Linked DNA regions of Homo sapiens: region 2 is linked to region 1. A link is a loop called in an ENCODE intact Hi-C map of the cell type or tissue named here. Cell type or tissue: ovary. All regions are shown on one strand. Each heading gives the region's core, and the rest is flanking DNA. Links, peaks and the distances in the headings are about the cores only.

Region 1 (11,780 bases), core at 2,059-10,058:
AACAGAGTGAGACTCTGTCTCTAAAAAAAACAACAAAATATGGAATAGATGCAACAAAAACATTGGCAAAATGAACATCCACAGGTATATACGTGTGCCTGCCTGTTTAGAAAATGTGAGCTATTTGACAATGGCTGAAGTTAGCTAAAGCAATAGCCTAAAACCCACAGACACCAGAAATTTCTGGAAAAATATTCACCAGCTATCTAACAATCTAAAAATACACCTATACACCTAAATACACCTATGGAAGATAATCTTGAAAGACAGCAGGCACAGGTCTAATTGAGATAAAACAAAACCAAAGCAGATTACCAGTCTGTAGACCTGCTGAACTTGCATATATTCTGTGACAGGGGTGTGGCCTGGCACCATCACAAAACCAAAGCCATGTGATATAAACAGACAGAGCCTGGAATTTTTTTTTTTTTTCCAGAAAATCCTCCACATTTAAACTATAGGCATTGCCTGTCCTCACTTCATCACCTCACATATGAGATTTGGCCACCCATACATTTAGGCAACAGATGGCAACTATCTGAATGTGTGTACATAGCTGGAATCAACAAACATTAAAATCTGCATATGGCATCATTTGAAATTTGCACCAACTCTCTAAGATATTGGAATGATTCTCTGTCATATGAGGAAATGTGACCCTTATTTGATCGTTCCTCTCTCAGACCAAGACACAGTGCCTGTCCTCAGGATGCCACGTGTCTATTTAGAAAGACAGACAGGCAAGTCGGTGCCTATGAGTCACTGATGAGGGCCCGAGGGGATGAGGCCTGGATGCTGACAGCATAGAAGGGAACTGGGCCACAATGTCAGGGAAGCTCCAGAGAAGAGACATAAAAACTGAGACCGGACGCTACTTGGGAGGACTGTGCTAGGGGACTTAAAAATTTGTTGTGTTTGTTTTTGTTTTTTTAACTCTACTACAGCATAGTATTTAAATATATTTTGTTACCGGAAGGACTATCTTGTAAACAAAAATTATATCCACTTCGAGAAGATTAAAAGTCATGGAAGATCTGTGAACAAAGGTATCACAAGATACCTTTGAGAGATTTAGAAAGCCATATATATCCAAATATAAGGTAAGGTGTCCCCCACCAAAAAAAATCCCTCAGGAAAGACAGAGTTATCTCATGTATAAATCTTTACAAAGTTTCCAATATCTTGAGGTGCCCTTTCAATTACCTTATTTTGAATAGCAATGTACCATTTGGGGGAAGTTATATTCACCTAAAACAAATGCTATTTATGCTAAGTTTGAGTGTTTATAGAAAACATCTTATGAAACTGATAAAAAGCAAAAGCAAAGAAATTTAACACAAACATAATAATTATTTTTGGAGAAATAACCTCACAATAGCAAGGGCTCGTCATTTTATATGAATTTTTAAAAAGATCACTTTTAAAAAGCAAAATAATTGGTTTGGATATTATTTTTTCATAGTTGAGGTCATACTATCTTTCTATAGTTATGTATTCTGCCTTTTTCACTTGACATTCTTGTGTCAACATTTTGCACAAAATAAAAAATTATTTAACAATTACAAAAGCAGTATAATATATAGTTATGTTGTGGAGCTCATGGATCGCTAGTTATAGGATAAATGAAAAAAATCAAAACTGTTCTTACATTATACAAATGGACACATAGTTAGGACACTTAGAGTAATGATAAAATTTTATTATACAGAGATGCAAGAAGTACTTTATATCAAACAACTTAGTTAAATGCGAAGATGTTTTGCTCTGGAAAACTATTAAAAAATGTTTTGATGATTCAAAAATTCAGTTTAATGACAACAGAGAAATTGATGTTGAAAATGCCTGTGATTAGTTTGAAGAAATTGTTTGATAAAATGTGCATGAAGAAAAGCAATAATAATATCATACATAAATAATGTATTAGTTTATATTTATAAATTAATAATATATAGAGTATAATTCTAAATCTGTATAAGTAGTTATATTCATGAATTAAATGTTATTTTGAAATTTCATCTACAGCTCTTAGTTTATATTTCTGTGATGGAAGATCCCTGTGTTTTTTTTTTTTGCCTGTTCTTATCGAGAAAATATTAATGACCCTTGATTTGGAATATATAATTAATTCATTGCCCAATCCCTGTAGAGCACCTAATGGATAGATAAGACTAGTAAGAAAAAAATAATTGAAGAATTCAGAAAATTACGGTAGTTTTGGGCCATTTACCATTGAGGTAAACAGCTCTTACAGCCACACATCTACTTTATAGCAGAGAACAAATCTGGATCCTTAAAAATCCACAATAGTTTTCAATTTGCCTACAAGGTCTAACACCAATAATCTTAACATTCACATGCCTCCACAATTTGTCAACTAATCTACTATGTTTCCACATCTATCTCTTGGTCTTAACCTGGTGCGTTCAATGTTGAGGCAAATCAAACCAAACAACATTTCAGTGCTGGCCCCAAATGCCCAGCTTCTGTCTTTTTGCTCATGGTATTCTCTCTGATGAAATGGCTTTCCCCTCCTCTTCCCCACCAAATGTTTGCATCCTCCCCATCTCCAGGGTCCATCTCAAATACCACTTCATTGGTGTTTTCATATGTCTCACGTAGAGGTAAATCTCTTTTTTGTAATCCCAAATCTGAAGTGCCGAAGGCTCAACACTGGTGGCCTTCCTGTTTGATTGGGAGTCAGGAGGTAGATTCTCAGTCGGGTGGTCTTAAGGTACTAGTGAGTGAGGTCAGTCCAAATAGTAATAACAAACCCTTAGAGAACACCAGAATAATGTTAATAATAGCTAACTCTAACTTGAAATTTGCTATGTGCCAGGCACTCTTCTAATTATATAAATTAATTCATTTGATCTTCACAGGAAACTCACAAAGCAGGTACAATGATATCTGCAGTTTAATAGATAAAGAAACTACAGCCCAGGATCAGTAACTTACCCAAAGTGGTCCAGCTACAAGTGACTGAGCTGAGAAACCATGGACCTAACCATTAGGCTCTCCTACCTTAGCGAGGACTACTAGAGAAAAGATGAGCCATGAGCAGGAAGACAGCCTGGTAAACTGAAGAATATGGAGGCGCACACATTTATTTGGGGAAAAAAAGGTGAAACCTTAAGCAGGCAGGGATGTAGCAAACTGGGGGCAGAGTGGGGCCCTTCTAGGGCTTTCTTCTCACTCTGGGCCAATTTCAGGGTCCTAAAGAAAAACACCTCTGCCAAATGCATTGGAAGGTTCATGGCATTGTAGGTAACTCATCACTTCTAAAATTACTAATAAACTTGTCACATCTCCCTTATTAACCATATGGTCCTTGAAGACCTATGTTCAGTTCACCTGCTACAATATCTAGAATTCGATGTTGCACCTTGTAATTAATCAATAAAAAACTGTTAAATGTTTGCAACCACTAGTCCTCAGTTCAATTATCTGTCTTTAATAAAGAAGACTCCTGTCAAAGTTATTTAAGGACATTCTACTCCAACACTTTTAAAATAATTCTCCATTATATTTTTCTTCATAGCATTTCTTTGTTTTCTTATTGTCAGTCTCCCCCAGCTATAAACTACATAAAGGCAGAGACTTCATTCTTGTTTATCGATGTATTTCTGGTGCCCTAGAACAATGCCTGGCACACAAAAATAACTCAGTAAATATTCATGAGTTCTTGAAAAAGAATGGGCTTTGAAGATCCTCACCAGACCCTTGTGGGCAGCCTTTGTTCTTGCCAGCCAACCTTGAGTAAGTATACCAACGTGATTCCATTACCCTCAAAGCAAACACACGTCATGGAGCACAAGGAAAAGAAAGGGTTTCACTGGTGATTTCAGGAGGGAGTTAGGGAATGGAGGAGAGCGTCAGCCTTACGCAGAGCACAGCACTTTGCTCTTCCCTAAATCTTCATCAGGTATCTCTGTCCCCAGCCAGCTCCTCGCCTGCCAGCTGGCCATCCCTTCACCCTCTCACAGTATCACCCCTCCAGCACTGCAGGTCCCCAGCTAACATTCTTCCTGAATCTCTATATCCCCCTTATTATTCTGCTGAGTAATATAGAGTCTCTAGTTTACCTTCTCACACTTGTCATCTCTGTTGAGCAAAGAACACATTCCTTTGGGATCCATCCTCCAGGAGGAAGCATGGAAATTAAAAATAATATTCTCTTTCAAAAATATTTTTATTTGTTTTGTCACATACCAAGAATTGAATTTGAATCCAAGCTTTACTATTTTGTAGTTGCCTTATCTCAGTCAAATTACATAACCTCTCGCCACCTAGGTCTTCTCATCTTATAAATGTGGGGATAAAACCAACTTGACAGGGCTGTTTTGAGAATTAAATGGGACAAAACAGGCAAAAGCACCTTGTGCAAAGTAGGTATTAAAGAGGTTAGATTAGCAGGGCAGGGGGGCACATGCCTGTAGTCCCAGCTACTTGGGAGGCTGAGGTGGGAGGATTGCTTGAGCCCTGGAGGTTGAGACTGCAGTGAGCTGAGATCATGCCATTGCACTCCAGCCTGGGCAACAGAGCAAGACCCTGTCAAAAAAGAAAGAAAGAAAGAAAGAAAGAAAGAAAGAAAGAAAGAAAGAAAGAAAGAAAGAAAGAAAGAAAGAAAGAAAGAAAGAAAGAAAGAAAGAAAGAAAGAAAGAAAGGAAAAAAGAGAAAGAAAGAAAGAAAGAAGGGAGGGAGGGAGGGAGGGAGGGAGGGAAGGAAGGAAGGAAGGAAAGAAAGAAAATACGTTAGTTCTCTCTTTGTCCTTAAAGTAAACTCTTAACTATCTAAAAGGACCCATGCACCAAAGCTTTTACAGGATAGTGCAATAGAAGCTCATCACGATATAGAACATTGTTTCTGTGGTGCCAGGGGTTTGGAAGGCATTAACTACACAGGGCATTAACTACACTACTGTGGGCAGCAGTGGTACGGGAAGGTGGGGAACATTGCTGTTTTCTCTGTGTGTTTACAAATCAGAAATTACTGAATAGGGTGAGCCGCATGAACATCAATGTTAAAACGGCTACTCAAAAATGCCCATGGTACCAGTCAGCCTTGGAAAATGAGATACACAGATCTTAATGAATTAAGTGCTCACTTAGTGCTTACAGTGAGGAAATGTCAACAGTCAAAGTTACCTTCACACCCTAATCTTGTCTCCATGCCCTCAGTCCTCAGTTTCCTTATTATAACGGAGCTGAGCCTGAGAAAGCATCCCATCTTGTCTTCATCAGCACTTTGTTTAACGCCGGGTATGCTATCACCACACATTATGATTTCTAGGAGAGTACATCATAATTGTCTCACATATACTTGTTGGCTGCTTGATTCTGATGGTAGTTATACAAATTATACTTAAAACCCAAATTGAAGACTCTTGGCTGCTGTTTACAAGGTAGTGATTTAAGAGAGCACTTAAAATTGAAAAAACACAAAATAACTCATGCTTCGGATGCCTGGTGAGATAAACCAAAGTAGTTTTTGCTGGGGAGAAATGTAAAGGATAGCACATTTGTCTAAAATGAAAGAAACAAGTAATTCCTCTTTCAGGCCAGAACGGACTCCCTAACTAATGATGTGATGGTGAAATTCAACCATGTGATGCTGCATGCATTTGGAACATTTTGAAGGTCAGCTTGGGTCAGAGCAAAACCTATTATTTTCTTTCTATGAAGTCAATTTCTGAAAATATCATGACAGTTCTGATAGCCTCCACAGCCTGAAATCATTTGGGGTGATGCACGTGAGTTTCAGGCAAAACTTATGCCTAAAAATTAACACAAGTTTCAGGCAAAACTTATGCCTAAAAATTAACACAAACCTGACCAAGAAGTTTTGAAGGAGGGATAGGGCCACCTGGTATTTTGCAGCATCAATGAGCATAGAAGAGTTCCCTCACTGGAACTAATGCCAAAGGCCTTGGAGAAATGCCTCCACACCACATCACTTAGGCTCTGTCTCTGCTTCTTTTGCCTGCTTCTTCTCTCTTCAAATCCCATTGCTTCCTCCCATCCTCATCCTCACTCTGCAAGGATGACCTTTCTCTCTATTTCACTCAGGAAACAGAAGCTCTCAGAAGGGAATTTCTCCATGTTCCCACCACTTCTATCCACCTACCTGTCTGTAACTCTGTATTCTCTACTCTTCTACATATAGATGAATTGTTGGTGCTTCTAGGCAAGGCCAACTCCTCCATTTTGGCTTGACCCAATACCTATAACCTACTCTAATGTGCTTGGACATTCTTTCGAGATTTCTCCCTTCTCAGCCTTGCCCCATCCGTTCTTCCATATCTTTTGGATGATTCCCATCTGCATAAAAGCATGCTGTTATTTCTCTCATCTTAAAAAAAAATAAGCAAAAAACAAAGACCTTTTCTTGACCTGTATCTTCCAGCCATACCCTGTCTCTGCTCCTCTTTAGAAAAATACTCCTCAAAAGAATGTTTAAATAGGTGCTCTCCATTACACTCCTTTTACTTTCTGACACTCACTCCAGTCCAGCTTCTGCCCCCTTCATTCCAGCAAATCTGCTCGTGTCAAAGCCTTCAAAGTGGGCTTCCACTTCAGTTCACTCCAACAATCACTTCTCTGTGCTCACCTTACTTGTCCTCTCAGAAATGTCTGACATGATTGATCGTGCCCCCTAAACACTGATGGCATTTGACTTCCAGGGCATCACTGTCTCCTGATTTTCCTCTGTCTCCCTGGCTGCTCTTTCACTGTTAGCATTGCTGCCTCTTCCCCATCTCCCCAATCCCCAAACATGGCAGTGCCCCAGGATTCAGTCCTTGACCTCTTCTCCAATGCATTCACTCCCTTGGTATTCTCAGCCAGTCCCATGGCTTTAAATACCAACTCTATGCTGATGCCTCCTGACTTTATTTACTATTTATATATTTTTATTTTTGGCTCAGGCTGAACTATGCTTACTCAACATCTCCACTTGAATGTCTAATCATCCTTTCAGAAGCAACATGTCCAAGACCGAGCTCCTGACATTTCCTCCCAAACCTGCTCTTCCCACAGATACCCCACACCAATAAATGGAAACTCCATTCTTCCAAGGGTTCAGGCCAAAAGCCTTGGCTCATTCTTAATTCCTTTTTCTCTCTCACCAAAGCCAATTCAACAGCAAATCCACCTACAAAATATATCTGATACCCTATCACTTTTACCCTCTACCTCCCTGGTTCAAACCACCATCACCTCTCCTATAGATTACACGCAGTAACTTCCTAACTAGTTCCCCTGTTGCTATTCTCAACCCCTATGGTTCTCATCAGTGCAGCTAGAACAAATATAATGAAAGCCAAATCATGTAACACTTTTCTTCAAGACCTTCAAATGGCTCCCTTTCTCCATTGGAGTAAAAGCCCAAGTCCTCACAATGTTACATAAGGCCCTACACAACCTGGGCATCCACTATGTCTCTAATCCCATCTACCACCCCCTCTCTCTTCCTCCGCTCCAAACATACTAGCCTTGTTGGCTTCTTGGACATGTGAGGGAAGCGCTCAGCTTCAGGACTTTGCAACTGCTATTCCCTTTGCTGGGAATGCTTTCCCAGAAGCATTCTTCATATGGCTAAATCCTTCATCTCCTTCAAGTCCTTGCTCAGGAGTCACCTCAATGTGATTCCCCCAATCACCTTTTGCAATTGCAATCCCCCAACCCCATACTCACTAGTCCTCTATCCATTTTATTTCTTTTTTAATTCCTGATACTTGTAACCCTAACATACTACATCATTTCCTTATTTATTTAGTTGATTGTCTTTCTGCCTCCTCTAGACTGTAAACACATAAGGGCAAGGATTCTGTTTTGTTCTCTGTGACTGTCTTAACATAGTAGGCACTCAAATGGTGGTGGTGTCGGTGAGCAAACTCACAGAGAGCATCTCTGGAGATCACATGATCCCTAGCTGCTCCAGGAATTAATTCACCTCGAGTGGAAGATAAATTCCTTCTCAGACTAAATACACTTTCACTTTATCAAGATTATATAACTTCAGTTGTCATCATCATCATAACTCATGTTTATATATCATAGTTTTCCAGCTTACAAAATTCTTTCTCTTATACAGTCATATTTCAACCTCAGGACAACCCTGTGAGTTAAATAGGGCAGATGGTGCCAATCCCATTTTACAGATGAGGATGCTAAGCCTCAGAATGGTTAAACGCCCAGCTTCAAGGTCACCCAGATGATGAGTGCAAACTTGGGATGAACCTTGGAGTAAATCCTAAGTCCCCTCACTCAAGGACCATGGCTGCTACACAGTTGGCTTTAAAAAAAAAAAACAGCTTGCTGTTCTCTGGAGTGCTTGAGTGAATACTGACAGAATCTGGAAACTTCACTATCCTAATTTGGCTATTTATTTATTTAGAGACGGAATCTTACTCTGTCACCCTGGCTGGAGCGCAGTGGCATGATCCTGGCTTACCGCAACCTCTGCCTCCCGGGTTCAAGCGATTCGCCTGCCTCAGCCTCCCGAGTAGCTGGGATTATAGGCACACACCACCACGCCCGGCTAATTTTTGTATTTTTGGTAAAGACGGAGTTTCACCATGTTGGCCAGGCTGGTCTCGAACTCCTGACCTCAGGTAATCCTCCCGCCTCGGCCTTCCAAAGTGCTGGGATTACATGCGTGAGCCACTGCTCAGGGCCTTGGCTCTTGATTTATTCAAAAAAACATTAACTGAGTGCTTCCCAGATTCAACATTGTTCTCTAAATGGGATACAGTTCAGGACAACACAAACTGGGACAGCTTATGCTCTCATGGACTTTATATTCTCAGAGAAGAGATGGACAATAAACAAATAAATGAATCACCTAAAATAAGTCAGAGGATGATAGTGCTATGAAGGGAAAAGAGATAGAGGTTGATGAGAAGCATAGCAAGTGAGCTATGTTTGAGATGCCCACTAATAACTTATTAACATGTTACCCACAAATTTTCAACTGGTAACAGAATGGACAGTGCCTCTACTTGCTGGCTGGTGATGCTACAAATTGTATTATTATGCATTTGGGTATCAAAGATGTTCAAGATTCTGTCTAGGTGTCAGGAAATGGGGGTGATAATAAAGCAAAACAAAGCAGAGCCTAGTCAAGAGTTTCAGAAGATAGTGCTAAGACAAACACTAAGTTGTAAGAGCACAGATTTTATTCATGACAGAAGAGCTTTCTAATAAATGAAGCTGCCCAACAGTGAAACAGTCTGGAAATGAGCACCTTGTCATCGAAAGTATCCAATAAGCAAATTAATGACTTCTTTTCCAACTGCAAATTTGATTATTTTCTATTCTGTAGAGCCTCTCTCTACTCTAAGTCTCCATTATTTTCAGTGAAAGGCTTTGTGAGGGTGAGAAAAGACAATGGGGTAGGACAGGAGCAAAAATCTGGCTGAAAACCATGGTTCTTTTGCCAGCACTCATACAGGATGAGAGCCACCTGACTGTCAGCCCCAGATCCTTCCAGCAGTGGCTAAAGTTGCCTCTTCTACAGCGAGATTAGGGGCATAGCCTCCTCTAGCCTTCCACTGCAGAACCCACCAGGGGCTCACATCTCAATGAGGTCCTCTGCCCAGCAGGAACAGGCAGATGTCTTCGCAAGTCACTCCATTCTCACTGACAGTGAAGCCACCAGTGGTTACAAAAAAGAGAGGAGCAAACTGTCCTTGGCAGGAGGCAGCTCCTCTAGTGATTTCTGGATGCTCATTGACAATGTCCACATGTCTGCAGGCCTCTCAGAGATCCAGCCAGCCCACAATATCCCCGGATGGCAGTTACCCACCCTTCTTTGCCGTTCAGCCATTCTCCCAGCCCTTCACTACCATGGGCAACCAGGTATTCAGGGGTGACTGCATACTGGCCCAGGAAAGATATCATGAGACAGACACTGGCAACAACTGATAATATTGCTCCCATTTATCCATCACTTACTCTGGACTAGACAATGTGCTAAAAACTCCATATGTGAAAGGATAGGCTATAACCTTACATATATATGCAGGGGCATGCTTGCAGAACTACATCTGACCAGAGTTTAACTAGCAGTGGTGGATTTTGCTTGTTGAGCAGGGCAGGCCAGCCTCTATCACCTTTTCTACCACTCTAAATCACTTGATGTGCAGCCACATCAAGGGATTTAGAGTGGTAGAAAATGTGATAGAGGTGGGTCAAGGAAGATAAGTCGGGGGCAGGGGAAGCCAGGGCATTTTGTAGGAAGGACATGGCCAAGAGGAGTTTCAGGAGGAAGAGAGATAAACCTGCTTCCAATAAGAGAAGAACAAAATTTCCTCTCCCTAGAGTTGAGTGGGATATTTGGAAATGGTGGGTGATGTACACTATAACATCTGCCATCTCTTTGTAAAATGTTTACTGAAATTTACATCACTTGTCAGTAAGTAGGGACTGGAGCCATGATTTTGCAGGGGGTGAAATGAAGCACTGGGACCCAAGGTGAGAATCAAGAGGTCCAAGGAGGTGCCTTACCATATGGTCACATTATTTCATTTAATTCTTACAACAGTCCAATAAAGGAGGTGTTACACTTTTTACAGTGTATTGGGAGAGGGGAGGTTATTGAATAATAATCTGTAGGCATTTCTGCCAACTGCAATGTAAAAGAAGGGGGGAATTTCATATTTGTATCTGTCTATTCTGATCCTGTACCTTTAGCATAAAGGTGAGTGTGGCTTCTTCGCAATGTTCATCCTCATCACCCAGGACCCTTCTAGATTTGGTCCCAGACTTCTCCTATTTCCCAGCAGTGACTCCTAGTTTGCTGTTGACCCCTTCCTTTTGCTCCTCTCACTGTCCTCTGGCTTTGTCCATGGGTCTCTTTGGTGGCCTGCAGAGTCCTCTGGCCCTACCACACTTGGATGCCTTGAGCAAGATTCCCAGAGCAGTGCCAGCCTTTCTGCAAACAAACCCTGGCACTAGTTTACTTGGTAGACATAAGTGCCAGAGGAGGCTATCTTCTGTCTCTGAATTGTCACAGCCCCTAACACAATGCTGAGGGTTCCTTTATTATAGTAGGTAGTTAGGCATGAGCAGGGCAGGAGAGGTCTCCCCTGCCCTACCAGGAATGTCAGGCAACAATCAGGTGATGGTCAGGCGGTTGTTAACTGTCTCTCTAAAATAATAATTGGTTGCAGCCAGCACCAGGGAAAGGCAGTCTCCCAGTAGACAGAAAACACCTGAAGGTGGTGATCAGCAGCTTCCCAATAAGACCTCAGGAGTTGGGCGAGTGGGCTCAAGCATGTGCACTAAGAGGCAAAATGGTGGAGTTTAACTGGTATATGACCTCCTTGGGACATTTGACTGGTAAGGGAAGAACGCCTCAAGTTAGCGTGTATATAACTCCAGTAAGCACACTGCACATGCTCCCCTCCCAAATGCTAGTCAGGCCACTGCACATACGGACAGCCTGCCCCAAAATCAAGGAGAAGGAATGCAAGACCCTGGGAGCATGCCAACATATAAAACCCCAAGTCAAAAGGTCAAACTGCACATTTGATCTCTCAAGTCACCCCCTTGGCCCTCTTCCAAGTGTACTTTACTTCCTTTCACTCCTGCTCTAAAGATTTTAAACAAACTTTCTCCTGCTCTAAAACTTGTCTCAGTCTGTTACTCTGCCTTATGCCCCTCAGTCGAGTTCTTTCTTCTGAGGAGGCAAGAATTGAGGTTGCTGCAGACCCATATGGATTTGCTGCCACTAACATAGTTTGGTGCCATGTGACTCGGATGCATTCCACTGCTAACACC
Region 2 (11,780 bases), core at 2,490-10,489, 50 kb after region 1:
ACAAAAAAGGCAAGTTTGAGCAAGATAGGGTTTTTCTGAACATAAAGCGGGATTTAGAGTGTTTGTTTCTTTGGTGTGTGTGTGTGATGTGTGTGTGTATGTGTGTGTGACGAGGGAGTTGTCTTAACAGGAACTTTTGTTATGAGAAATGTGCATATTATTGAAAATAATACAAGTAAGAAAAACTAAAGTAGAGAAGTATATCATATATTAGTCAAACTTCATATATGTAAATCTATATTTAGGGAGTGATTATTTAATTTTTTGTTTGAGAGAAAGATTCACATATAGAATTTCTCTACATACCAAGATCCTGATTGGACATCCATGCTTCAAGATTTAGGAAAATTTAATTTACACTCGCATTTTTAGGCTCGCAAAGCTTTTGAGTAAAAAAAAAAATGTACCAGAAATAAGATGGAGTGAATAAAAATACATTTTTAACAGAAAGAGTCTTTCTGTATAAACAAAGAAAAGCCAAGTTATGGATACAGTAAGAAGCCAATGTTGGGTTAATTTATCTAGGTTACCTTTAGTTGCTGCCTTGATTAACTTTTTGCCACCCCCGTCCCCCCTCCCTCCCCGCCACACAAATGACACATATCTTAAACAGGGTTGCAGAGGGGGAGTTCAGAAAAAAAAAATGCTTAAGAAGATTGATAGATACTTTTGTATACAAATAATGAAATTATCCCAGGTGATTAGTGTTTATTCATTAAAGCGTCCATCATTAAAGATTAGTTCTTGGCCTTCCCTATTTAGCCCAGTCCTTACCAATAAGCTGCAGTTTAAAGTGGTAAATATGCATGTTGCTAAAATTATTCCATAATTTAAAAAATCTCAAATGAACAAATTTATCTTGTTTCCAATTAGTCTAAATAAATTAGATATTAGTATAGAGATTACAAAGTTATTTAAGAAAGAAATTCCAGAATCAAAAAGAAGAGCGGTTGAGGTGCTTTTTTTCTAACTAAACTTGAGGGTTGCGTTTGAGACAGAAAGTGGAAAAGAGACTTTTTTTTTCTGAGTATTGTGGACACTGTTGGTTGCCAACTCTTCTTCCTTTTTAGGCTATCATTCCCAGCTCTCTTTAAAGCCAGTGTAACTATGTGACCCAGTTCTGGCCAATGATATATGAGGGGAAGTCTGCTGGGGTGGGAGGAGGAGTTTACTTCTGGGAATGACTTTTATTCCTGATCAAAACAGATGAGGGTTCAATGCAACTGTATGAAGATGTAATCTTGGAGCTGCAGCAGCAATTTTATTACCATGAGATAAACTTTGAAGACTCTGAGGGTGTCAGCATGGAGAAAATAATTGATCTTTAATGGCATTGTGGAGCCACTTCCCAACCCCAGAACCATCTATCGCCAGATATAGTGTTAATTGCTTAAGCCACTATTTGTCATGTGTTCTGTGACTTGCAGCTATATGTATCCTGGTGGATACAACAGACCTAGCAAAGGAAAGGATATATATATATTTTTTGGTCAACATCTCACTCTGTTTCCCAGGCTGGAGTACAGTGGTACAATCACAGATCACTACAGCCTTGAACTACTGGGCCCAGGTGATCATCCTGCATCAGCCTCTGGAGTAGCTGGGACTACAGGCACATGCCTCCACACCCAGCTACTTAAAAAAAAATTTTTTTTTGTGGGAGCTAAATGATGAGATCTTATGAACACAAAGAAGGAAACAACGGACACTGGGGTTTACTTGAGGGAGAGAGTGGGAGGAGGAAGAGAAGCAGAAAAGATAACTATTGGATACTGAGCTTAATACCTGGGTGATGTACCTATAAAAATATGTACAACAAACCTCTGTGACACCTGTTTATCTATGTTACAAACCTTCACATGTACCTCCAAACCTAAAATAAAAATTAAATTATTATTATTATTTTTTTTTAAGAGACAGGGGTCTCACTATGTTGTCTGGGCTGGTCGGTAACTCCTGGCCTTAAGTAATCCTCCCACCTTGGCCTCCCAAATCCCTGAGGTTGCATGAGCCACCACACCTGACCCAGAAAGCATTATTCAACCAGAGCCACCATTAGTCCATTTGGTGCTTCTATGTAACTTGGAAACTAGGTGCTTCGACACCTCCAGGTGTCGAGTCCCACCTACCCACTTTGCCAAGCACCCTTGTGCCATCACAGGTAACTGCATTGCTTCCTTACAAGTTTATGGAAGGTCTGCCTCTGCTCAAAGGACTCAGGTTGAGGCTGCCAATTCCAAAAGAGGAGGAGAGGGCAATGTGAGTTTCTTTTGCTTTCTGTCACATTGCAAGTGCATATATTGCATTGCTTATATATACTCTTGCAAAGTGAAAATATGCACTTGTAATGTGAAATGGACGTTATAGTGCAGATTATTTAATTATCTCATTCTTCTTCTCTGTTTGATCTACCAGCAGCACTTCATTTGTACACCTAGCATGACATCATTTAGCCTTCACTTGATGCATATAAGAAATTTACATATTAGGTTGGCCACAATGCATTAGCTGGTACTATGTCATTTTCATCATGTTTAACCAAAATTTCACGTTATTAAATAAAGTATTTTTATAAAAAAGTCTAATTAACATAAACACTATAAAAAACTAGTTTTGTCTGTGAAACTGGTAAAATTAATCCACAGGAGCACAGCGATACATGTAGGATAATAATGACTTTAAATTTAAGACATGCAAAGTTAACAGAAGTCTGACATAACATGCTTTCCCACTCATTAAATATTATATGCTGTTACTATGGGTATTCACTGATATACACTAAACTGGAAACAAACATGGTGACTAACACTGCATGACAAGATCCAGAATAATCTTATATTAGATGATCATAAAATATAAACATATACTTTAAAATTCTCCTTGAACTTTTAGATCCATTTGAAAACTTTAACATAATGTATTTAAAACATCTCAGCTAATACTATACTTTCAAGGATCATTTCTATAATTAATTGAAACATCTAGGTTGACAGCCTGAATAGACAAAGTAATAATCATAACTAGACCAGATATGACATAGATGTTAGAACTAGACAGGGAATATTATAATTATGATATTAATACTACTATATTAATATAATATATAAAGATCAAAGGAATAGAATACATAGCCCATAAATAAATGCACTCATATACAGTCAATTGATTTTTTTTGGTTGTTGAGACGGAGTCTGGCTCTGTCACCCAGGCTGGAGTGCAGTGGCGCAATCTCTGCTCACTGCAAGCTCTGCCTCCCAGGTTCACGCCATTCTCCTGCCTCAGCCTCCCGATTAGCTGGGAATACAGGCACCCGCCACCACACCTGGCTAATTTTTTTTTATTGTTTTATTTTTAGTAGAGATGGGGTTTCACCATGTTAGCCAGGATGGTCTTGATCTCCTGACCTCGTGATCCACCCACCTCGGCCTTCCAAAGTGCTGGGATTACAGGAGTGAGCCACCGCGCCCAGCCATCAGTTGATTTTTGACAAGATTCAAATTCAATTCAACAGAGAAAATACAGTGTTTTCAACAAATGGTACTGGAATAATTTGACATTGAAAGGAAGAGAAAGAAAAGAAAGGAAGGAAGGAAGGAAGGAAGGAAGGAAGGAAGGAAGGAAGGAAGGGGAAGGGGAAAGGGAAGGGAAAGGAAAAGGGAAAGGGAAGAAAAAGGAAAGGGAAGGAAAAAAGAAAAGGAAAAGAAAGAGGAAGGACCTTACACCTATGCAAAAACGAACTCAAAATGGATCATACACCTCAATGTAAAATGTAGAAATAAAAAACTTCTAGAAGAAAAACAGCATTTTGTATGATCTTGGGTTTGGTGATGAGTTTTTAGATATGAGACCAAAAGCACAATCCATAAAAGGAAAAATATGAAAACGGGACCCAACAAAATTAAAAACTTTGGCTTTTCCACCAAACATGCCCTCCCCCCCCCCCACACACAAAAATGCTGTTAGTAGAATAAAAATACAAGCTACAGAAAAAGTTCCAAATCTTATATCAATAAAGGACTTACAACCAAAATACAAAGAACTCATAACAAGAAAAACAAATAAAGCAATTTAATAATAAATTAAAGACAAAAAGAGATCTGAACAGATACTTTTCCAAAGAAGATACACAAGTGGCAAATAAGCATATGAAAAGATGCTCACAATAGTCATTGGAGAAACGCAAATGAAAACTGCAATAAGATACCTCAACATACCTATTAGAATGGCAACTTTTTAAAAAATGATAATTCAAAATGCTGGTTAAGACATGGTGCAACAAGCACTCTTGTTCATTCCTTGTGGTAATGCAAAATGGCAGAATGAGTTTGTCAGTTTCTTACAAAGTTAAACATACACTTATCATGTGGCCCAACAATACCACTCCTAGGTAATTATCAAAGTGAATTGAAAACTTGCATTTATAGAAACCTATAAATGAATATCTATAGCAGCTTTGTTCATAATTACCAAAAACTAGAAGTAACTGAGATATCCTCAAGAGGTAAGCAGATTAACATATTGTGGTATATCATGCAATGGAATACTACTCAGCAATAAAAAGAAATTAACTATTGATTCACACAACAACATAGATGAATCTTAAATAAATTTTTGCTAAGTGAAAGAAGCCAGACCTAAAAGATCACAACCTATTTTATTTTATTAACATGACATTCTGCAAAAGGCAAAGCTCTAGAGACAGATAACACAGATCAGTGGTTGCCATGTGTTGAGAAGAGGTTGACTGCGAAGGGATCACACAAGACAATTTTTAGGGTAATAGAACAGTTTTGCAAGATACTGTGGTGGTAGATTCATGACTCTATGCATTTGTCCACATTCACAAAAGGTACATTTATTCTAACTAAGGTATAATGTATTATAAACCTAAGTGAAATTTACTGTGTACATTTTTTTAAAAAATCAACCACGATGTGGGGAGATTCCAGGATGAAATGCAGACTGACAAATCTGTGTTACAATTATATGACATAACCTGACTAAAACGGTTGGGGAAAAAGGAGCTGACCTAAGTAACTTTGGAAATGTGTTTTAACTGGATACTGTAAAGCTAAAGCAAAATCAACTGTGCATAAATGCTTTTCTTTAATTGGTCATTATGTTTCAGGCAGGAGTATAAGTTAGCAGTTCTGAAACTACTTTACATGTATACTAAGGCTGAACAAATAAGTAAATAAATTGTAGTTAATGGAAGCCAGCTTTCTCACTGTCAGAGAAAAAAGTTACAAACAAGCAAGCAGAGAAGACTGAAATAAATCCTGTGGTTCTAAATAAAGTTGGCAATGACAATATGAATTCAATGTGTGTGTGTGTGTGTGTGTGTGTGTGTGTGTGTGTGTGTCCCATTTGAGACTCAGAGTTTAGGGTTTTTCTTGGGGGCTAGTGCTAAAAGGCATTCTCTGCCTGGAAACTGTCAAAATATCAGACTCTCTGAAGGAAGTGGTAATTCAGTGCCTCAAGGGCAAAACAGCCTTATCAATACAGGAGACTTTTCATGTTGGTTTGGGGAACTTTTCACAAGCCAGGTTCCCAGATGTCAGGAAAGAGTCAATCTTTAAGCAGCCTCTTCTAAGGATATCAGCCTTGGGTTTGCTTCTTTGTTGATTCTTTCCTGTATAGGGCATAACAAACAAGACACAGGAGCCAACCTGAAACCACCCCCAATAACCCAAAATTGGATTACAATCCAAACAAACTATATATATATATAGATAGATAGATAGATAGATAGATAAAATGTAATTTCATTCCATACAATAGTATGGAATGAGTACAAATAAGTAAATGAATAAACAAATAAATTAGGGGAAGAAGAGCAAACCTTCCTTAGAGAAGAATTCTAAATTATAAGTGTAGAAGGAATGAGGGACATTTAAAATCACCACTAGAGCACCTTAGTAATAACTGCTGCAGGTAAGATCCACTAAAATTTGTAGGTAAAACCTTAAGGAGAAGCAGCATATTTGTGTAGCCTCAAAGTATCTCATCAAAAAAATATTTATTAATTATTGTGGTAGCTTAAACATATGTCCACGAATTATTTGATAAACCTTCGTCTAGAAGGTGAAGCCTGATTCACTTCACAGGATTGGATAGTTGAGCTGGTAGGTGTAGGGCCTGCACAGTCAAATCAGGGGCATGTGTAGCTCACTTACTTTGAGTGTAGATTGGACTTACTGATTGTTTCGAATGAATAGAGAATGGAAAGGGAAAATGGTAACTTTACGGTGAAGAAACCTGGCAGGCACTACCTTAACCAAGTGATCACAGTTAACGTCATCAGTAAACAAGTTATATTGATCATGTACCCTCAATATGATGTGATGAGAGGACCACTCTACCTCCATGATATTGTTTTCCAAAAATCCATAATTCAGTCCAATCATGAGAAAACTTCAGAGAAAGCCCCATTCAGGGATATTCTATGAAATACTTGATGAGTGGTCTTCAAAATTGTCAAGGTCATGATAAAACAAGGCTGAGGAACAGATTGAGGGAGACTTAGACATGATGATTAAATGTGACACGGTCTCCTGCATTAGATCTCAGAACCAAAAAGGAAACATTGGTGAAATCTGAATGAAGTCTGCAGTTTAATTAACAGTATGGCACCAATAATTTCACAATTTCAATCACTGTACTGTGGTTATATAACATTAGCAGAAACTAGATGAAGGATGTCCATGAACTTTCTGCACTATATTTGCAACTTTTCTGTAAATCTGAGCTTATTTCAAAATAAATGTTTTTAAAAAGTACTTGCATTGGCACATACTAGCTAGTATCTCATGTTAGCTTCTCTTGGTTAATTCACTTGATAACGCAAGAGAATGATAGTGCTGGGAAATCTCTCTTGTTGCCTCTACTCCAAATAAAAAGTGTTTTTCTAAGGATAAGTGATTGTAGTGGCATTTATAATTGCTTTAGTCCATTCAGGCTGCTATAACAAAGTACCATAAACTTGGTGGCTTATAAGCAGCAGCAATTTTTCAAAGTTCTGGAGGCTGGGAAGTCCAAGATGAAGGCACCAGCAGATTCAATATCTGGTAAGGATCTGGTTCACAGGCACTTTCTCAGTGTGTCCTCACTTGATGAAGGGGGTGAGAGGTTTCTCTTCAGTCCCTTTTATAAGGGCACTAATCCCATTCATGAAGATCATGACCTAATCACTTCCCCAAAGGCCCCACTGTTACTGAGCAAAAGGGCTCACTACCCAAGGCACTAGACCCAAGGCACTAGAAGCCAATACTATGGCACCAGGTTTTTGAGAAAAGCTTTTATTGTGAGTCAGTCAACAAGGAGAGAAGAGTCCAGATCAAATCTGTCTCCCTGTGCTGGCTTTAAGGCAGTCATTTTATTAGAAAGGGTTTATGGGGTAGATTCTGGGATTAGTAGGTGATTGGTGGAAAGAAAGGGGAGGTCTGGAAAGTCCTCAGGCATGCACAATTATCTCTTCATGCTACCTCATGAATCACATTTGCAAATTTGGGGAACTTAGTAGGAAACATGGTGGAAATGAAAATTTTATCCTGCAAAGACTCCAGTTGACCATGCTGGTTCCAATCAATTTCAGCCTTTTTTTTTTTTTTCTTTTTTTAAATATCACAAGCAGAGGGAGTTTCAGCATTTCGGCAAGTTGTTTCTTTTCTTATCTGCTCTCATACAAGCTCAAGAATTTCTGTTATTCACTGGCTTCTTTAACTCTGTGGCACAATTTCACCTCCTAACAGTACCATCATCTTAAGAGTTAGGATTTCAATATATGAATTAGATAGGGACACAAATATTCAGACCATAACAATAAGCGTGGGAAATTTCTTTGCCCTTTAAATGAACAATATCATGATGAGAAGATACCAGGCTGACCCTTTTAAAAGTTAGTGCTTCTAACCAATGTCAGTTCTGAGTAGCTGAGGACACCGTGGTTTCATTGTCCTGTTAGTGGAGAGTGGTTTTCAGAGTGTCATCATGGCTGGAGAACCAGGTCTGGACACACGATCACTCAGGGGCAAGGTGAGTGAGCTACACATGCCCCTGATTTGACTGTGCAGGCCCTACACCTACCAGCTCAACTATCCAATCCTGTGTTTTGAGGCTGTTTGGAGGTATATGATCCAGGATGCCTGAATCAAACCAACACTAAAACCAGAAATACCTAAAAATGAGGCATTGTAAAAATGATGGCAAATATTGTTTCGGTCTATTTCAGCCTCGTTTCTGTTTTTTTTGTTTTTGTTTTTGTTTTTAATGCTTACCACTGGCCCTAAGCATTCTAGGTGCTAGTTACTTCAACAGTGGTCAAGTGAGAGGCTGGGGAAGGGTGGAGCGGCAACTTTGGAATATGGACTTGTAAAGCTGTTTTGTATTGTTACCTGTGCTTCATCCTATATTAAAATGTTTTTTTCTTTCATTGGAAAAGAGCTTTGTAGTTTTACCTTGGCTAAGCTCTTTCTTACTCAGCGGCTTTTGCAAAGCTACAGTGAAGTCATTTTTGCTTATTATTTGTGCTTCTACCTACTTCCAAAAAGAATCTAAGATGACTTATTCCCCAAACAATTGTGCTAACCTTAGGCCTTCATTCTCTTCCAGACCATCTGTTCCTCTTTACCATGAAGTCATAGTACTATATTTGTGACAGCACAATCATTTCCATGGCAACAGGATGTGGTCCTCATCACTGAATCCTGATTTCACTCTGACAAAGATCAAGCAGCAGGGGATTGGGTAGTATATTCCGACATTTTCTATTCTTTTTCAAGTTTAGCATCTCTCTGAAGAAATTCCTACTTTTGATTCTAAAATTTTATACTCAGCCTAGAAATATGTTTTTGCAGAGTTTACATACGAAGTATTTGCCCAGCAAATAATTAAACATGCAAGCCAAAAATAATTTTGTGTGATTTGAGAAAATTCACATAAATCTATACATACACACACTATGATATGTAAACTTGCTTGAAAGTGAGATGATTAGCAAATGCCATTCTGGTTTGTATAAAAGAAAAAAGAACAGCAAATCCATTTAAAAGACGAGAAACTTCTAAGCCTAAGAAATTTGCTTTGATGACTGTGATAAGCAGTGGAAGGGACCTGACCTAGTTCTTACTCAATGCTTTCCTTATCTTCTTCAGCACAAATAAGACACAAAAGGGCCTTCCCATGTGAGCTCAGACTATCTGACCAGGGAAAGATAGTTGGATAGCTTTATTAATATGAATGACCAATATTCCTATAATTCTGTCCATTTGCTTTGATTGCACACAGTTTAATTACACAGTCTTTGGAGAAATTCCTTAGAAAACTATTGCTATACTATGCAATTGAGTTAAAAGTATAAACTTTAAAAAGGGAAGTAGTTACTACAGCATCAGAAAAAAAAATACCTAATTGGTCCATTAATTTAGCAGCTTTACAGGACAGATGGCAAAGACTGTTATAATGAGGCTCTGCTAGACATATTACATAACATAATATATATCATATATATTGTATATAGCATGTTACATATGTGTAATGTCATATGTATTATATAAGATATATGTGTCAGAGAAAAAGAGTAACTTGTAAGACTTGATCATGTTCCCTTCTTCTGTTCTCCTCCAGCTTCCTTGTTGAGTCTAAGGGGTAAGTCGGGGAAAGAAATAGGGAGAAAAGTTGGTAAGGGACAGAAAGAAGAACTGAAGGAGAAGCTAAAGCAATTTACATTAAAAAGAAAAAAAAAGATAAGAATTACCTGCAGTGGAAAAGATCTGGAAGGAAGGGGAAAGGGACAGAGAAAGTAGGGAGGTGAGAGGTGAAGAGAGTGATTGAAATCTGAGCAGGAGCATTTGGACAGCAGCTGCTCTGCAGCGTGGGGCTTTGGGGAAATAGGAAAGAAGGATTTTGACTAAGTTCCATTGTTTGCGATGGGATGTGATTCATCACTTTGCTACTTCTTCAAGAGCCTTCAGTGAAAATAAATTATTTTTCAAAGCTCATTAAAGGTGGATTTGTGATTCTTTTGAATGAGACAAAATATTCGGATGGACTCTAAGGCTACAGAAAGCCTTATTCTGATTTTACAAATATATATGTAAGCAGCCTCTCTTGAGGAAAATAATAAGTGGTGCTATCATTGACTGCTATCTCTGACCCTCGGAGATTATGTTGACCAGAGCTGTCCCAGTCCCAAATAATGCAATATTTGCAGTAGGTACTGTCCAGAGATGGGTGGCCTTCCATGGTCTGGAGTTTCTAACTCTAACGAAACTTAATTTTAGCCTTAAAGGATTTAGGAACTTAGAAGAATCAAATGTGGAAGGGTAGAAAAAGACACAATGATTGCTTCAGAGAGCCCTAGTGCCAAGCCAGTTTTTGAGGCCTACAAGAAGGCAAAGGATAATTACAGAGAGCATCATGATACCTAAAGGACAGGCTTCACTGACAATTGTAGTATTAAGGCCTGCTTCAATCTCACATTGGTCTGAGTCTTATTACAGACTGTAGTTTCTTCAAAAAATGCAGAGCCTTTACTCACGCATAGGAGTATGGTAATAAGTGGGAAGGAAGTCCTTCTGTGAAGGTCATCATCACTTTTGATCTCATCATTATTTTCCTAGTGTGAACATCATAATAGAGGTTATGTAATGATTCAGGGGAGGGCAAGGTAAGACAAGGTGAAAATGATCATCAGGATAGAAATGGGAGGCCAGGGCAAGAGTAGGAAGGCTCAGCGATTCCCAAGTGTCCCACCTAACATTAGTGCATGAGATGCACGGTGATAAAAAAGAGTTCTGTGAGAAGACAATTTTGGGCACAGTGTATAATTGTTTTTCCCTTGGAAAAATACCCACTTGCATGCTATAGGCTCTGAGAAGTTCCAACAAGAAAAAAATTTCTGCTTAAACTACTGTTGCCCAAAATTATTTGATCATAAAACACATTTTAGCAACAACTATTAACATTCCAAGAGACTGGTATTATTCAGAACATACATTGGCTAATATTGGGGCAGATGATGTATCTAAAATCACCTCATAACAGGTTATATTACTGTGATAGCTTTAAAAAATACTGAAGGGCACTGGCCTACTGTCAACCTGTATTCAATTACTGTGACTTTTGGCCTTCCTATAATTTTGGTGTAGGACTTCACCCTACTATACAATCATGGCTTGCTTCATAAAAACTGGGTAGGGTTTGTATGTAACACTCTACAAAGCTTCATCCCTTCCTTCAGTGCTCCCAAATGCTCATTACCTTCATGATGCCTGTTACTACCCAGAAACTCTCATTTGGTAAATCTCCAGGACGTAAACTTTTCTCTGCAGGACTGCATGCATCAGTGTCTTTAAACTCCCTCCCACCAAACCAATCTTATTTTTCAAGAAACAGCTTTCTGCTAGGGAACCAACAAAAATATCCATCCTAATGTCTCCAGGTTAGCCAGGTTACATATTTGCAGCCTGACAGGGACTTCCTGAAAATGTAATGCCTTTATCCTAAAATAAAAATAAAAGAAGTTCCATGGGTAGGGATTTCCAGAACTGGGACAAGTTAACAAAAGGAAATGTTTTGAGTTAGATGGGCCTTTAATGATCCACAGATAATATCCCTTGAGAAGTTGCCTGTTCTCTTTAAAAGAAGGGGACTCAGTCAGCAGGGTGATGCTCTCTTTGAAGGAACCACGCTTGACTGTGTGATATATTTCTTTTAAAAAATACAAGAATCACTGGCACAGAGTCTCATAAGTGTGTGTAGGGGAGGTATCTACATTTAAT

Evidence for each region. Peaks named below come from ENCODE experiments on the same cell type or tissue, not always from the same donor. Only the 100,000 strongest peaks of a DNase experiment are listed, where the experiment ranks them.
Region 2: a loop joins it to region 1, with 8 times the contacts of the local background. A loop is called at or near these places in 2 of 110 quality-filtered maps.

The regions. Positions count from the first base shown.
Region 1 is chr1:183,385,181-183,396,960 of GRCh38, forward strand. All of the region lies in intron 1 of NMNAT2 (nicotinamide nucleotide adenylyltransferase 2), which reads right to left. Among named protein-coding and RNA genes, the nearest start is that of NMNAT2, 27 kb to the right of the region's middle. In ovary, for the core only: no CTCF peak of the experiment used is centred there; no DNase peak of the experiment used is centred there; H3K27ac peaks cover 1,469 bases.
Region 2 is chr1:183,434,575-183,446,354 of GRCh38, forward strand. LOC105371646 (a long non-coding RNA gene) reads left to right here. Exons shown (of 4, transcript XR_922351.2): 2 at 8,611-8,745. Among named protein-coding and RNA genes, the nearest start is that of NMNAT2, 22 kb to the left of the region's middle. RefSeq lists a silencer at 8,966-9,166. In ovary, for the core only: no CTCF peak of the experiment used is centred there; no DNase peak of the experiment used is centred there.